2 separate regions of the Homo sapiens genome follow, and region 2 is linked to region 1. A link is an interaction called in ENCODE POLR2A ChIA-PET data of the cell type or tissue named here. Cell type or tissue: Panc1. All regions are shown on one strand. Each heading gives the region's core, and the rest is flanking DNA. Links, peaks and the distances in the headings are about the cores only. Region 1 has its middle 87 kb from the start of PLEKHG1. Region 2 holds the start of LOC124901429 (a long non-coding RNA gene).

What was found. ChIA-PET counts read pairs that join two places held together with the same protein. Peaks named below come from ENCODE experiments on the same cell type or tissue, not always from the same donor. Only the 100,000 strongest peaks of a DNase experiment are listed, where the experiment ranks them.
Region 2: POLR2A ChIA-PET joins it to region 1 with 10 read pairs; 3 of 35 experiments call an interaction of 5 or more read pairs at or near these places.

What each region holds. Positions count from the first base shown.
Region 1 is chr6:150,508,680-150,517,016 of GRCh38, forward strand. It overlaps the pseudogene LOC100420304. Among named protein-coding and RNA genes, the nearest start is that of PLEKHG1, 87 kb to the right of the region's middle. In Panc1, for the core only: no CTCF peak of the experiment used is centred there; no DNase peak of the experiment used is centred there.
Region 2 is chr6:150,570,565-150,578,901 of GRCh38, forward strand. LOC124901429 (a long non-coding RNA gene) reads right to left here and starts at 6,471. Exons shown (of 2, transcript XR_007059810.1): 1 at 6,093-6,471; 2 at 2,353-2,873. In Panc1, for the core only: no CTCF peak of the experiment used is centred there; no DNase peak of the experiment used is centred there.

The sequences.
Region 1 (8,337 bases), core at 37-8,036:
TCCGCACAAAGTGATGCAGCATTGGCCAATCCAGTGAACTCAGGTGTGTAAACCGAAAGTAAAATCTTAAACCCCTTAACCTACTGAAGAGATGCCCCTCTTTGCCAAGGGGACCCCAGAAAAACCTGAAAAACTGAACTCCCAGCCATGACAGGAAGGCAGATCAGACATGTGCTGTTGTACCCCTCCCTTTGGAGAGTAGGCATAACTGACCAGCATTACCATTAACATAGAGGTCATGAGGCTGACAAAACAGACTTTTTAGAAATAAGATGCCACATTCCAACCTGAGTCTGGTGTAACCTTACATGACAGATAGCAGACCCTGAAGCAAATTAAAATATTTTACCCCAAAATATATTCCTGTGACATATTTGAAATGGCCCTGCAACGCCATCTTTTGTGGGGGGAAATTTGCATCTGTTATAGAATCTCCATTAATGCAGCCATATTTCCCCTTTCTAGTCCTTTCCCAGATCTAGGAGATTAAATGAGAGTGTGACACCGTTAAGGTCCAAAAAGAGACACTTACCATCTATTTTCTCTGCAGGTGGCTGCCTGTGAGTTTCATCTACATAACAAGAGCCTTGGGCTCCACAACTCCCCTTATCTTAGCTCAAGAAAAGATATCCTGCCTCTTTAGGCTGAACAAAAATACACCTTCCTCATACTGACTTATGATTTTACCTGTAATTCCTGACTTCCTAAGATGTATAAAGCCAAATTGTAACCCAGTCTCCTCAGGCACACTTTCTCAGGACCTCTTGAGATGGTTCCGTGGGCCATGGTCACTCCTATTGGCTCAGAATAAACCTCTTTAAATATTTTACAAAGCTTTTGGGGTTTTTTATTCCCCTCAGCAGGTGCATGAGAAGTTTCAAAGGGTCAAGATGCAATCTTTCCATAAATGTCTCCTAGATGGGTGCTTCCAAAGCCCCCATAGCCATGAACTTCCCATGAGAGGTATGACACGTTTCCTGAAGGGTACACCACCATGATGTAGATTTTCTCCCTTTGTCTGCATTAAAATTGTCGGCATCCTACCTATACCACAGGCAGAACTATCCTATGCTGTACCTCCCTACCACATTTGCATCCATTGTTTGTCCCTTGGCAGATTGGGCACATTCAAAAACAGCCATTGCTTACCCATTGCCCCAAGAACCCTCCAACCGAAGGAACGAGGACACTTGGAGGTGCATATGGTTTCTTGTGTTTCTAGCCAACACACTAGAAAAGGCCAAAATGTTAATATCATGACTTCACTTTGGAAATATTTACTGGATAAATGCATTCCAGTAGAAACCTAAGCAGAGGTGACTCTTGGATTCTTGTGTAACATCTCCTACGGCAAAAGTTTCCCTTTGCCCCGAGCTAGAGCCCCTCTTGGGAAAGGATCTCTTGGCGTATTGGTCTGTAGGCAAATTTCCTCAAAGACGGCAGCACCTTCTGGAGTTTTCAGGTTTAGAGCCAGTGACTACTTACCAGTTCGTTGACTCAAACATGTCTTTGGTCTCAATCCACGCAAACCACTTGGGCTCCAAAGTCAGCTCAAATCATCTCACAGATAGAAGAAGTAAATTCCTACCAACTCCAGTACCAAGACATTTCTCAAGGCCATGTGACTTTACAAGCAGAGGGAGCTGGGACTAGCTGAGATATATCTGGAAATTTATTTTAAAATCTGAGCTCAGGACTTTCCAAGGAGGAACTTAAAAAGAAAAGAAAAGAAAAGAAAAAAACTCCACCTATTCAAGAGTCAATGAACAACTTTCATTTCATTTATTTCTTTTTGGACAGGGTCTTGCTCTTTCACCCAGGCTGCAGTGCAGTGGTGTGAACTTTTAAAATTTGTTTGTGGGCTGTCTTCCAGCTTCCACTGCTTTAATAGCCTATCTCCTCTCAACTATTAACTATAATTAGTGTATAAGGACAGCTATTTCAACCCTTGAGGTCCTTACTTCAAACCGTCCTAAAGAATTAAAATGTAGTCCTAAGTGGCACTTTTCCAGGATCATAAGAATTCCTTCCCCTTCAAAAGCTTAGAGTAAAGATAAATCAGACAGAAGGAGAATTATCCTTTTATTGGCTCAAAGCAACCACTGGCTCCCTTCTCAGTGGTGTGATGTTCTGGAAGGGAGATTAGTGTCTTCTGAGGGTTGTTGCAATAATGGAGAAACACTTGGCCAAGACTTTCTTCCCCCGCCAGTGTCCTCTACCTAGGATTGTCAAATTTTGGAAATATTCAAAAGTTCTTCAATAGAGGGATACGCAATGAAAAATTTGCTACTGTTTGGGATTCGTTAAGTCAATTTAATTTCTGCTTAATACAAAGTTCTAGTGCCCACAATTTTGTTACTATTATTAACTTTCCAGCACCAGTGATGTGCTGAGATTTCTGCAGTGGTTCCTGAGTGCTGGATTTAAGGTCTGCTGGTGAAAATGATCAGTTACAGTCATATGCTGTAACTGATATGCTATTCCACCAGTCTGAAAGGAGACAATGGCAGCAGGGCCTGCCGTAAAGAGGCCAGGGGATGCTCAGTGAGATGACTTCTCCTGTCTCCCCAGTTGAGTCTCCCACCCTATGGTTGGATGGTGGTGATGGCCACAGTGAGGCCTTGCCCAAACTCAGAAACGTCCAAGACTCTACTATTCCCAACCACATGTCCCTGAACCTTCAGCACACTTACCTTTAGGCAAGCCAGTCTGATGTTGTTTAAAAACAATTTTTTTCTCTGCCACAGCACTGGATGGCCACACATTATGAAAGAATGGCTTATCTTTATTCATGCTCAGTTCCCTTGTGATACCATTGCGGTGGCCCATCTGAGGAGTACAATCCTTTCGAGGCAAAGAAGAAACTGCACTTAAAAGGCCTGGCCAGGACCTACTAGCTTCACAGGGGCAAATCTAGACCATATCCTCCCACAGTTTGTTAGAAATGATGCCAGCCTATTGAGATTGTTTCTGAGTGGTGAGAAACAACGGCAAGAGTTCATGCAAAACACAAGTGTAAATGTCATCATTTTATTCTTTTTGTTGATAAACCGCTGGAGAGCCAAGGTCACATCCTGAATTTCTTTCAGATCTTTTACATATTAGGCATAGAATCCCAAAAGTTGTAAGTTCTAAAGAGTCTTTACAGTATACTGACAAAAATATGAATGACATTTGTTTAAGGCTACTTATTGTAAAACTACCTGTAATAAGGAAAGACTGAAAACAGCCTAAGTCTCATTAGTAGGAAACTGGTTGAAATGGAACACCCACACAATGCAGTATTCTGCAGCTATAAAAATGTATGAAGATATCTATATATTGCAGTTGAGGGATTTCCACATGTATGAAGTTAAAAAGCCAGATGCAGAGCAATACAGCAGCATGCCACCATTTATCTAAGAAGGGAAGGGGAATTAAACAGTTATAAGTATTTGCTTGCCTATTGTTTAAAGTAATGGCAGGATTAAGACATAAAGCTAATGAAAATGTTAACGATATCAGTAATTGTATGTAGTGATTACATGTTGAAATGCTAACATTTTGGGGGCGGGTGCAATGGCCCACGCCTGTAATCCCAGCACTTTGGGAGGCTGACGGGGGCGGATCACGAGGTCAGGAGTTCGAGACCAGCCTAGCCAACGCAGTGAAACCACATCTGTACTAAAAATACAAAAATTAGCTGGGTGTGGTGGCGGGCCCCTATAATCCCAGCTACTCAGGAGGCTGAGACTGGAGAATCGCTTGAACCTGGGAGGCGGATGTTGCAGTGAGCAGAGATCATGCCACTGCACTCCAGCCTGGGTGACAGAACTAGACTCTGTCTCAAAAAAAAAAAAAAAAAAAAAAAAAGCTAACATTTTGGACATACTGGGTTAAATAAAATACAGTATTAAAATCAATTCCATCTATTTCTTTTTATTTATTTTTGTAATGTGGTTCCTGGAAAATTTTGATTACATGTGTGTCTCTCGTATTCCTATTGGAGAGAACTGCCAAGGAGATGCCCTCTCATCAACATATACACCACCTTGCCAGCAGAAAGGGCATGGACTCCCAGATGAGAAAATGTTGGTGATATGGACTAATAAGACTATTTGAGACAAATGCTCATTGACATTCAAAGAGGTTCTCAGCCAGGTGTGGTGGTTCAAGCCTATAAATCCAGCACTTTGGGAGGCTGAGGCGCATGGATAACTTGAGCTTAGGAGTTCAGGACCAGCCTAAACATAACAAGACCCCATCTCTACAAAATACACAAAACTTAGCTGGGTGTGGAGGCATGCACCTGTGGTTCCAGCTACTCGGGAGGCTGAGGTGGGAGGATTGCTGGAGCCCAGTAGATGGAGGCTGCAGCGAACCATGATTGCACTCCAGCTTGAGCAACAAAAGAAACCCTGTTTTTTTTTTTTTTTCTGAGGGGGGGTTTTCGTTTCACAAAAGGTTCTGTCACACTCTTAGATCTACTCAGCCCCCAAATCCCAAGTTAGGCAAACAAAGTCACATGCTGTTAGACTAGAAATTAGGAAATCAGGAATCAAAAAAAAAAAAAAAAAAAAAAAACCAAATTGTTGAGGAAAGAGCTGCCTTTCTTCAGAACTTAGAATTGATGTTTAATGGTATTAAAATCCACAGCGAGCATCCAACCCACAGAGACATTTGGATCTGTGAGAAAATGGAAATACCCGCGGATATCTTCAGAGGTCATTAGAAGTTGTGTTTGGTATAAACCTGTGGTACGATCATTGTTCACTCATGGACTGTCTTCTAGAAGAACATACTCTCTGTCTGTAATGTTTGCATCATGAAAAATGTAGGAAGGTGTCATCATTGCTAATATCAAAGATTAGGGGGTTTCATCTTAAACACTAGTATCTTCCCCAACAAGTGATCATTCCTCCATGTATGTAAATACTTTTGATGCTTCTTTTTTTAGCTAGTTGGTTTTTTCTTTTGAATGTAGCTTTTGTCTGATTACAAAAATAATATAAACTGTCCCAAAATTGTTAGAAAATGCTAAAAAGTATATATAAAGAAAGATCTAAAATCTCAGGACCCAGATGTAGCCTCTGTTAATATTTAGAAATATCTTCTTCCAGGTGATGTTCTCTGCATATTATAATAATTAGATATAGAATCTTATATTTTTGAATAAAGTGATATCATATTATACATACTGTTTTCTGTCTTGCCCTTTTGCTCAACAATATGTTGTGGACAGCTTTTCATGACATGAGATTTAATGCTACATTATTGTCTTAATAGTTATATGCTATTTCATGGAACAGATGACCCTCATTTAAAGTCTCTTGTAGATGAACATTGGAATTAATTCCAACTTTTCCTATCATAAACAACACTGCAATGAATATCCTTTTACACTGATATTTTCATATTGTCTGATGTAAAATTACACTGTAGATTTTTACCCTTCCAAGATTTTGAATGTGATTGCCTTGCAGAAAGCTTTCCACAACTTATACCAGCAGCATATGATTATGTTTGTTTTCTGATGCTTTTACCGAAACTAGGTATTTTAATACTTTTGAGGGACAGAGATGCCTGTCTGTTGTGCCATAACATATTAAATTGCCATTTTTCAACATCTGTTGACCTATAAACGACTATTTCATATGGATAGACTTAATATAAATTTCTTTTCTTTTTTTTTTTTTTTTTGAGACGGTGTCTCACTCTGTCACCCAGGCTGGAGGTCAGTGGCACAATATCAACTCACTGCAACCTCTGCCTCCCAGGTTCAAGCGATTCTCCTGCCTCAGCGTCCCAAGTAGCTGAGATTATAGGTGCCTGCCACCACACCCAGCTAATTTTTGTATTTTTAGTAAAGATATAGTTTCACCATGTTGGCCAGGCTGGTCTCAAACTCCTAACCTCAAGTGATTGGCCCACCTTGGCCTCCCAAAGTGCTGGGATTACAAGTATGAGCCACTGCACCCAGCCAGAAATTTCTATAAACACATTTCATTATCTTATACTTACATATAATTTTTGTTAAGATTTTAAAAAGGCATTCAATCAGTCACAAAGCTTTACAGATTGACCTTCTTACTAACCACCAACTCACTTCTCTCATTTGTGAAAATCCTGATGACGCATTGTTGCCAGGATGATAAATAAATCTGGTCATGTCATTAAAAACTCTTCAATGTCTCCTTGGTGTAGGGTGGTTCAGCTGCTAAAATTAGAAAAAAAATGGGGAGGATCATGTTTATGGAGGGGGAAGAATGAAATCAGAAGTTTCATTTCAAACACATTACATTTTAGGCAGTGTGAAATATCCAAGCAGAGGCATCAAAGAGCCAGCTAGAGATGTGATCCAGAGTTCAGAGCAGAAGACTTAGCTGAAAATTTGCATATCATCTGCCTAAAGATGGCATTTAAACCTGCAACCATCAAACCTGTACCTCCCTCTACAGTGCACTCTGTGTGAACCGGTTTAGTGGCTTTATCCTAAGCAAACTTGTGTAGGATGATGAAAGACTTTCTCTCAGACTGTCAACAAGTATAATTTATTAGGGAATATTTACATGCACAGAGGAAAGGGAACATTAATTCTCCTGTCCCCAAGGAGACACAACAAAGGCAAACGCAAAGATAAGCTAAGATGCTGTTCAAATTTGCAAGAAAAATCCTGGAAGGAATGTCTTGTCTTCTTCAATCTTTGTCACTAACTTCTACATCTTCAGAGTAGCCGTTAGAGTCGCCGTTTGTCCAAGGTGGCTTGAAAATGGCTCCACTCTGATTTATGGGAGGTGAAACAATGTTATGTATCAGGAAAAAGGAAGGTTTCTCAGTCAGAGAGACAGCAATCTGAATTCTCAGTCAGCCCTTTACAATCTTTGTGGCTTTGAGCGTTCTTTCTTAACTTCTCTACACCTCCTCACCTGTAAATTAAGGATACTAATGCCTACTCCTGGGAAATTCAGAGATGAAACGCATTCATAGCATAGCACACTTTCTGGCTCACAGCAGACCTTCAGTGAATACAGAATATTATCACTGAGAAATATATAAATCCCTTTTTAGCTTAGAGTTTTCACCCAGAACATGGCAGCACATTTGTCATGTGTGAAGGGGATTGGGTCTCCACTATGCCTGCACTGGCCATCCACATCAACTCCTTGTTTCTTTGCTGCTGAAATTCAAGACCTATGTATGTTCACCAGAAGTAAACACGCACACCTGCAGCATGATGGAATGGGTAAAATGCTCTGCTTCTGTCTCCTGGTGCTTGGGGTGGTAGGAAAAAAATGCATACAGGAAAGCTTCTGTTTTTGTTTCCAGAGTGAGTATCTTAAAATTGTCAAAGTTGGAAAAACTGTTATTTCAGAGACTGCAAGTGATTCTGCATTTTGGGGTAAAGGCCGAACTAGCTTCCCTCTCTTTGCTCTGGAAGGAAACCTGTTTTCTTTGTCATGAGGGTGTTAGGCAAGAGCCCACTCTGTGGTTGGGAAAGACCTGACCAAGGGGCGCAGGTGTTTGAGACAGCGAGTGCTGACCTGTGGGCAGAGCGGGACATCTGCAGAGATGAGGAGGGTGCTGAGTGTCCCCTCCCCAATCAGACTGGACTCAAGCAGGGCAGAGACTCAGACAGGATGGGGACAAAGGACTTCCACTGGAGAACCTGCCAGCTTTCTCAACTTCAACAATTTTAAGATACTCACTCTGGAAACACAACAGAATGACGGCCAACAGGAGCCCCCTGGGAGAAGCATGGCTCTTGGATTCTGGTAGTGATATCTGATTTTGACCTAAGTTTTCCTGAAATACTACACAATCACCATGAACAACAAGAATAATAAAGGCTAATCCTTATAAAGTGCTGTTAATTTTACATAAATGAGCACATTTAACCCTCACAGCTCTAAGTCCTTTTAGTATATCCACGTTACAGATAAGGAAACTGAGGTACAGAGAGATCAGGTAACTTGCTCAAGGTCACACAGATAATAAGATATGTCTTTCCTGCATCATGTAAGAGCCAAGCCCTTGTTAGACTCTTTTTGAACACTTAAGTCTATTGCTAAGCTGTATTTTATGGAATTGAGGTAGAAGCTGTGTCCATGCTTTGGGTAAATCAAGGAGGGGGAAGGGCAGAACTTGAGGAAGATACACATGATCTAACCAACGGAGGCACAGATGTCTGAGCAAGAGATGACCATGATGACCGGGTAGCTGCTGGGAACATACAGACAGTCCTGGAGGAGGCTCAGGAGCGAGCCGGGAGGGAGCCTCCAGGAAGAGTGGGCTTCCTACTGAGGGGTGCAGTTGGAATTCTGCTGTGAATTTTAAAAAGGATAAGTCCTGCAGGCTGGA
Region 2 (8,337 bases), core at 86-8,085, 62 kb after region 1:
CTCTCACTATCTGTCCTGGTGGTGCTGTGGGCTGCAAATGCCCAGTGCTTAGTATCTTCCCTCCTAAATGACCTCCCTTCCCATAGGTCCCCTATCTGTCATCACTCATCCTGCTTCCTGTCTTTGAAGTGAAAAACCCTACCGTTTGATTCTTTCCTATTCCTCAGTTATAATATCCAAGCTGTCAGGTTTCTGACTTCAACAGCCCTCTTTGGTATAGCCTTTCTTTGCCCCGTCCCCAACTGCGATATTCATTTGGTTTCTTTCCTTTTGGCAGAGATTTCCATGTCTCCTGTAACAGTGCTCCTTCTACTGCTTCTTCCTGCACCAGGGCAATCTTTCATCTCCCACACCTATCCCTCCTCCTAGCATTGCAGCAGCCTGTAGCAGCATCTATAAGCTCTCCAGAGAACTCACAAGTCTTCCTGTCCAGGCTGCAGGATACAGCAGAGTCCGAGTGGCCAGGATTTGAAGCCTAATTCTGTGCCACAGTTTACCGAAGGCTTGCATGTGTATTCCTACCACATTGTCCTCCTAATAGCCCTGTGCAGTATAACGAGCAAAGGAACAGATGAATTAACCACAGATAATGAAACAAGAGTTTAGGCTGGTTCAATGCTTGCCCAAGGTTTAAGAGCTGATGACTGGTAGAAGCAGGACTCACATCACTCAAGTCTCAGGGGCAGAGCCCAGAGTTCCCTTGTATCTTTCAGAAACTAAACAATGATCGTTTTGTTTTGCTGAAATCTCCCAGTGGACCCTCACTGTCAGTGAAACCAAGTCTAATTTTATTAACCTGGCTCTCAAGATGGAACCCTCATGGTCTGGTTCCAAGTTACTTCTCTAGATTTATTTCCTGGAAAAATAAACTTATATACTGGATTCATGTACCACACTCCAGGAAAAGGTACCCCCTACAACTCATAGCTGATCCCCAGCTTCAACCTATTTTATAGTCAATTCTCCTTGCAGCAGCCAGAGTTGTCCTTCAGTAACGTGAATGAGCTCATGCTTTGCTCTACATTCTCAAGATAAAATCCCAAGTCATTACTGTGGTGCACCAAGCCCCGTATGATCTGGCCCTGAGGGTCTCTTTAACCTCATCTCTATAATTCACCTGCTTGGTAACTTGCCACGTTGGTTCATTTGTGTTCATTGGATACACTCTGCTGTTCCCTCTGCAGGCCCTTTAAGAGTGCTAGTCGCTCCACCTGTGGTGCTACATCCCCCAACACCTGCATGGTGGCCCCTGTCACTTCCAGAAGATTTTTGTTTGTTAGAAGGGCTTCCCTGATGACCCTCTTAAAAATATGTCCTTTGTCACTCTCTGCCCCTTATCCTGCTTTTATTTATTTATTTGTTTTTTTTTTTTTTTTTTTTTTGAGACACAGTCTCACTCTGCTGCCCACGCTGGAGTGCAGTGGCATGATCTCAGCTCACTGCAACCTCCACCTCCTGGGTCCAAGCAACTCTCATGCCTCAGCCTCCCGAGTAGCTGGGATTACAGGCGTGCACCACCACACCTGGCTAACTTTTGTATTTTTAGTAGAGATAGGGTTTCATCATGTTGGTCAGGATGGTCTAGAACTCCTGGACTCAAGTGATCTGCATGCTTCGGTCTCCCAAAGTGCTGGAATTATAGGCGTCAGCCACTGCACCTGGCCAGCTTTAATTTTATTTTCAGTGCCTAACAGCACCTGGCATATTATGGTATTTGTTTCGTGTCTTTCTCCTGCTATTAAAGCACAAGCTCCTTGAGGGCAGGGACTTTGTGTGCTCAGTTTATTCCTGGATTCCTAACACTGAGAACCATGCCTGCTGCACAGTAGCAAACATTTCCCAAACGAATCAGTTCATCAGTAAAAACAAGGCTGCTTGTTGTTTGGTGTCTCTACATTATTACCTATGCTGTCCTTTCTGCCTGGAATTTGTGGAACGTCCACTTTGCACCAGATCCTGCAAAAGACCTCAATGCTGTACTCTCTCTGCCTATTACTACCCAATTCACTGCACAGCTAAAATGTCATATTTTCCTGACCATCTCCAATCACTTCATCTGCTAGTGGTCTACTCTTGTCTACACCCCAATAGCCATGTCTTTGCATCCCTTTTATGACATTTATTGCCCCCTATCTGTAGTGAGGTTATTTGTGTACCAGATCCAATTCTCATTGTATTTGGGACAGTGCCTGGCACAGACTTTAACACATAGTATTTGAATAGAGTAGTATTTAGAGATACACTATGAGAGCATAATTGTGTATTCAATTCAATGTATAAATAGAAAAGTAAATATAAGTGGAAAAGCCTAGAATAGGTGCAAGAGTGTAAGTAACAAAAGGAAGAGAAAAATGGAGGAAAAACCCAAGAGGAGCAGAGATTTATTATCCTTCCAGAAAACACACATCCTTCTTTAGGTTAATCCCTTTCCATGAGAAAATGGCCTGGAGAAGATGACTGGTTAATTTCAGACACCCTTGACTTCCATTTGTCTATTGGAAGTCAGCTGGATGGCTGTGGGAGCTGGAGGGGCGGAGATAAGGACAGATGGCTATCACTGCTTGCAGTCTTCCGAGGGAGGAGCCGGTCCTGCCTGGGCCTACAGTTGTCAGCACTTTCCCCCGCTGGCCCTGCTGACACTGTTCTGACACCCTGTGCACCACCAGAAAGTTCACTGACCCTTCACAAGCAGGGGTCATAGGTCCATTTCCCAGCGTCATCAGGAATCACTCCAGGCTGTGCACTGACCCAGCTCAGGGAGCAGTGGCCAGCGATGTCAGCCAGCAGGAGCAGGGCAGGGCCCCAGGCAGGGGGGCTGGGGGCAATCTCAGACGAAATCAAAACCTTCATTGCAAAGTCCTGGGTGGTGGCTTCTGAGGAGAACATAAGAAACAGGAGGAGGGAGCAGTGGTAGAGGGGCCTCTCTGCAAGGGGTGCTGGAGGCGACTGCAGTGAGGTGTTTCCTGGTGAGTGGGTCAGATCAGCTCACACAGTGGGGATGAGCTCACAGAGAGTGGGCTGAGAGCAGACCAGGAGTGCACAGGTGGCTGCCCTGTCAGCCTTTTCCGGGAGTGGTGGTGGCGCTTGCAACAACTGCTCTGGCTTTGTCCCCTGCTGACCCAGTGCCAGCAGTCTTCTGCATTTACCCCAAGTTCATCTGCACCCCTTTCTTCCCCAGCCTTACCCCTCGCTCCCTTCCACGAGAGGCAGTATGAATAGACACTAAGTGTGGCATCCAAAAAGCCTCAAGCTCTGAAGAAGAGCCATATAACCCCCCTGCACCTTGATTTCTCCATCTGTAGAATGAGTAGGAGAATACTTACCTGCTCTATGCCTCAAATGAAATGCTTATGAAAAATTGCTACTAAACCATCATGCATACGGTACTCATGTTAGTTTTCTTTAGCCTCCCAGCTTATTTATTTCTTGTCTTCCTCATCTTTGCTTACCTGCCCCTTTACAAATCTGCTGTAATATGGGCAAATCATATTTGTAAAAATGCAATTAAGACAAATATAAAGGTTCAACCCCTGAAAAGAGGTAGCTTTGTGCTTATGTGTATAAACCAAAACCAAAATCTTATTTTTGTTCAAAATTTCAGGGCATTACAGATATTTTGCTTTAGGACATAAAAATATTACTTACAACTGATTGAAACAGGTCACACTAATTTTGTGTCAGATCGCCTTTGTTGGGTGCAGGAGATGATGTTTCTTCAACAGATCTAAGCACCGTGGGTGGCTTTTACTAAAGTGGGGTCCGAGGTTGCTTCGTGAGGTGATTCTAAGTGCGAGTGGGAATTGTTCTAGACCAGCTTTACACCTCCTGCCCCCCAAATTTCTCTCTCTTGCCTACTTGTGATCCCTAAAATGTCACCATCAATTAAATAAGGCAAGAGTACCAGGCTAGAATGACAAGCAATGTTCTCTCATGGACATGATTTAACTCTAGCTCATGTCCAACTTAGAACAACTTTCTAGAAGATAGTACAGAAGAGAACAACTATTTATGCATCTGACACAGAAGAGGGAGTGGTTAAAAGATTTTTGTGAACAAAAAGAGGAAGGAAGCAGTTAGACACTGCTTCTGGCCTCAAAGAGTTTCTGAGGTTCGAAGGGGCGCGCTTACTCATGCTTACTCCAGAGTCGGGCTTCTGTCTGGTGTGGGCTTCCCTGGACAGGTACAGTAAGAGTGCCTTACCTGGCCAGCCAAGAAGACAACAGAGGGTGCTGGACATCTGCGTGGGGGAGATGGGTGGGAGAGGTGGAGTCACCTCAAAGGAGGAGAAAGCACTGCCGTGTAAGGCGGGATGTTCTCTAATGCTATCACCACATATGGCTGAACTTGGTCTGTATGTATTAGATAGACAAGTAGGAGGTGCCATCTCCTATTTATTGTGTCCTACTATAATAAAAAAAAACCAGGCTGGGCACGGTGGCTCATGCCTGTAATCACAACACTTTGGGAGGCCAAGGCAGGCAGATCACCTGAGGTCAGGAGTTCGAGACCAGCCTGGCCAACGTGGTGAAACCCTATCTCTATTAAAAATATAAAAATTAGCCAGGTATGGTGGTGCATGCCTGTAATCCCAGCTACTCAGAAGGCTGAGGCGGGAGAATCAGCCTTGAACCTGGGAGGCAGAGGTTGCAGTGAGCCAAGATCACACAATTGCACTCCAGCCTGGACAACAGAGTGAGATTCTGACTCAAAAACAAAACAACAACAACAACAAAACCCAGCTACCTTTTCTTGCATACGTACTCTGTGTCAAGTACTATTCAAAGTCCTTTACATTTAAGCCTTACAGCAACTCTTTGAGGGAGGTCTATTTGCTCTTCCCATTTCACAGATGAGAAAACGGAAGCCTGGAGCCATTAAAGTAGCTGCTGCAGGGCTCTCAGCAAGTAGATAACAGAACCAAGATTTGAACCCAGGCCCTTGGACTCCAGGGGTTCACTCTCTTAGCCAGAAGCTGAGTCCCCTGTGCTGTGGTTTACGTAAGGCCCACAGAATGGTCCCTCTTCTCGGACACTGACACAGCCAGAACTACATCCTGACCCATCTTGTGCTCACCTGCCAGCCCCCGGGATACCGCATGGCTGCGGCTCATTTCTCTTTCATTCTCCCAAAGGCCACAGATGTTTTAGGGAGTGCCCACAGCAAGGAGCTGGCCAGGGGGGACTGGCTTCTCCACTCCCCTCCATCCTGAGATAGGAGCAGTCCTTAAAACCACCAATGGGGAAGGGCCAGCAGGACCCAGTGGCCCTGTGCCCAGAACCAGGCCCTTCTGACCCTCCCAGGGAGGCACACAGGGTGACAATTCATCACACCAAGGCTTTCCAACAGCTGCTTCTCTTCAGACATATGCACCTGTGCACATACACATGTGCCCACACATGCAGACATGCACACACACATAAACACACATGCACGCACCCAGGGAACAGAGTCATGTAGTGACTCAGCCTCTCCCCCAGTGTCTACACGAGGAAGATGGAAGGTGTTCCTTTGTGCTGACGTGACTGAACCGCTCATCTCTGTATAATTTATGGGCCTCCGTTCCCTCTTGCACTGGAAAGGTAGGCTCCCCTCCCACCTTCTACTCAGGGCCCTGGCGCTGTGGAGAATGAGGCTTCCTCTCAGTTTTGAGATATAGTGAATGCAAAGAAGAGGCCGGGCTTGCATGCTCCTCGAGATGCTCAAGTAGGTAGAAGCTGTCAACCTGGAGGCTAGGGGCCCACGGTCCTTCCCTGACTTTGGTAATTATCTGAGTCCCTAAGATGAGCTCCAGGAGAATAGGGGCAATCTTTTGTCCATTTTTACATCTCCAAATCCTGGAATAAGGACTGGCGTATGGGAAGGAGGAAGGATGGATGGATGAGTCACGCACCACCCTGCCTTCACGGGGCTTACACTCTCTCCCCGTGGAGACAGGAGGAGGAGACAAGGGCACTTCTCACGAGACATGGGGGGCCCTCAGGTGGTGAGGGGGGTTGGACCACAAAGAAAGGACATCTGGTGGGCAGGCTAAGGGAGACTAAACATTCTTGGAGACAGCATTAGAGGTGGCCGTGCAGGACTGGTAGGATTACCTTAGGCAGAGGAACAGGCGTGAACAAGACCTGCTGCAGGAAAGCATGCGAACGTTCTGGAAACAGGAGGAACTTTCCTTTGGCTGGAGTACGAGGTGCACACAGAAGAACGACAGGACCCGGAGAAAGTGCGGTGTTGGGGCTGGGCTGGGAGGAGGGTGTGGCCAGGCTGGCGCAGGAAGCAGGAAGGCCGGGGTGAAGGGGTCTCCCTGCCTTCTGTGTTTTGCCTCCTGCCTTTCTCCTCTGGTTCCGAGAATCAATTCCTCTGTGCGAAGTGGATGAGGGGACTTTCCTAGCCTCCGATCTGCACTTGCAACTAGACTGAGTGGAGCCTGGGACAATGGCTTTCCGCTCAGAACCAGAAATCAGGCTCCAGGAAGGCACTCTCCTAGAGGAGGGAGAGAAGGTATTGTTACCTATTTGTGGAAAGACTCCGTGGGGATTGTTACCATCCTAATGACATCAAACTTCAGTGGGCTGCTCTCTTTTGTTAATGGCATAATCCTTTGTTCAGAACACACACACTGCACCCCCAGAACCTGAATGATTCAACTGGATGCGTAAGTGGGGAATGCGAAGTGTAAGAATCACTGGCAAGACCGCAGAGGATTCTGGGAATAAGGCCATTTAGTACAAACTATTCGCCAAGTAAAATATTAAAATGTTACAAATAAGGCCAAAGTCCCCTTTGACGGACCCCTGCTCCAGCCTCGGCCCTCCCCACATCCTCCCCCATCCTCTCTATCGAGTGGACCTTCAATATCAGTCTGTCGTCTATACTTCCAGAATTTATTTCCATATATTTACAAATTTAGAAAATGCATACTTGTGGCTGGGCGCGGTGGCTCACGCCTGTAATCCCAGCACTTTGGAAAGCCAAGGCCAGCGGATCACTTGAGGTCAGGAATTCGAGACCAGCCTAGCCAACATGGTGAAACCCCCGTCTCTACTAAAAATACAAAAATTAGCCAGGCATGGTGGTGCATGCCTGTAATCCCAGCTACTCAGGAGGCTGAGGCAGGAGGATCAGGAGGATCTGAACCCTGGAGGTGGAGGTTGCAGTAAGCCAAGATCACATCACTCCACTCCAGCATTGCACTTGTATTTTTGTACACCTAAATGTATTGCTTATGTGGTTTTGAACTTGTTTTAAAAGCCGGAGGACAGAAAATGAAGAGAACACAGAGTACCTGATGAAGTGGAAATAAGAAGCTCCTGTTTGCATTTTCCTTCCATGCTCAGGAAGATGTGGAAAGAGAAAGTTACACTTTTATTTTCCTGCTTGGATGCCTTAGTGCCTTCTGGAAATCTCTGCTAGATCAACCCTCCTCACACAATCATTCGCAAGTCTACCAGGAATACGTAGACGGAGAAATGCAAGCATGGTAGGCTGTCACCCATTCTGCTCAGCCAGAGGTGGATACCCACCACCCCCTCATACTACCAGAAGGACACTGGCTACTGGGGCCTCCTGACACTTGCATCTACCTTTTCAATTTAAAAAACACGAAACTGTATCCCTCAACCCAAGGATGTGGGAATTCATCCCATAGCTTGCTCAGATCTCTAGTTCTATAGACATTGTGCAAGTTCTCTTGCATTCTTTTAACTCAAAATTCCAGGAAACACAGAGCCTTGCAGATAGAGGCTTTCCACTGAGAAAGAGACAAGCAAGCTGCTTAGATAATTCATAGACTGGAAAAGTCAAGGTGAATTATTAATAAACTTAGCAATAAAGAAGATTTCTGGCTGGCCAGGGTGGCTCATGCCTGTAACCCTGGCACTTTGGGATGCCAAGGCGGGTGGATCGCTTTAGGTCAGGAGTTCGAGACCTGCCTGGCCAACATGGCAAAACCCTGTCTCTCCTAAAAATACAAAAATTAGATGGGTGTGGTGGCACGTGCCTGTGATCCCAGCTACTTAGGAGGCTGGGGCAGGAGAATTGCTTGAACCTGGGAGGCAGAGGTTGCAGTGAGCCGAGATCACGCCACTGCACTCCAGCCTGGGTGACAGAGCTGAACTCCGTCACAAAAAAAAAAAAAAAAAAAAAAAAGTTTCTTCTCTCAGATGATAAAGGACACCTTTTGAGCAGATGAAGTCTTAAGTGTTAACTCCCATGCTGTGAAACTGAGAAAGTTAGACTGCATTTTCATGTCACCTGTTACCAAGGATCAGCTCTCACTCTGGGTGAATTAAGCACTGATTCTTTTTCTGCTTCCTAAAGTGACACAACTGATTTAACCTA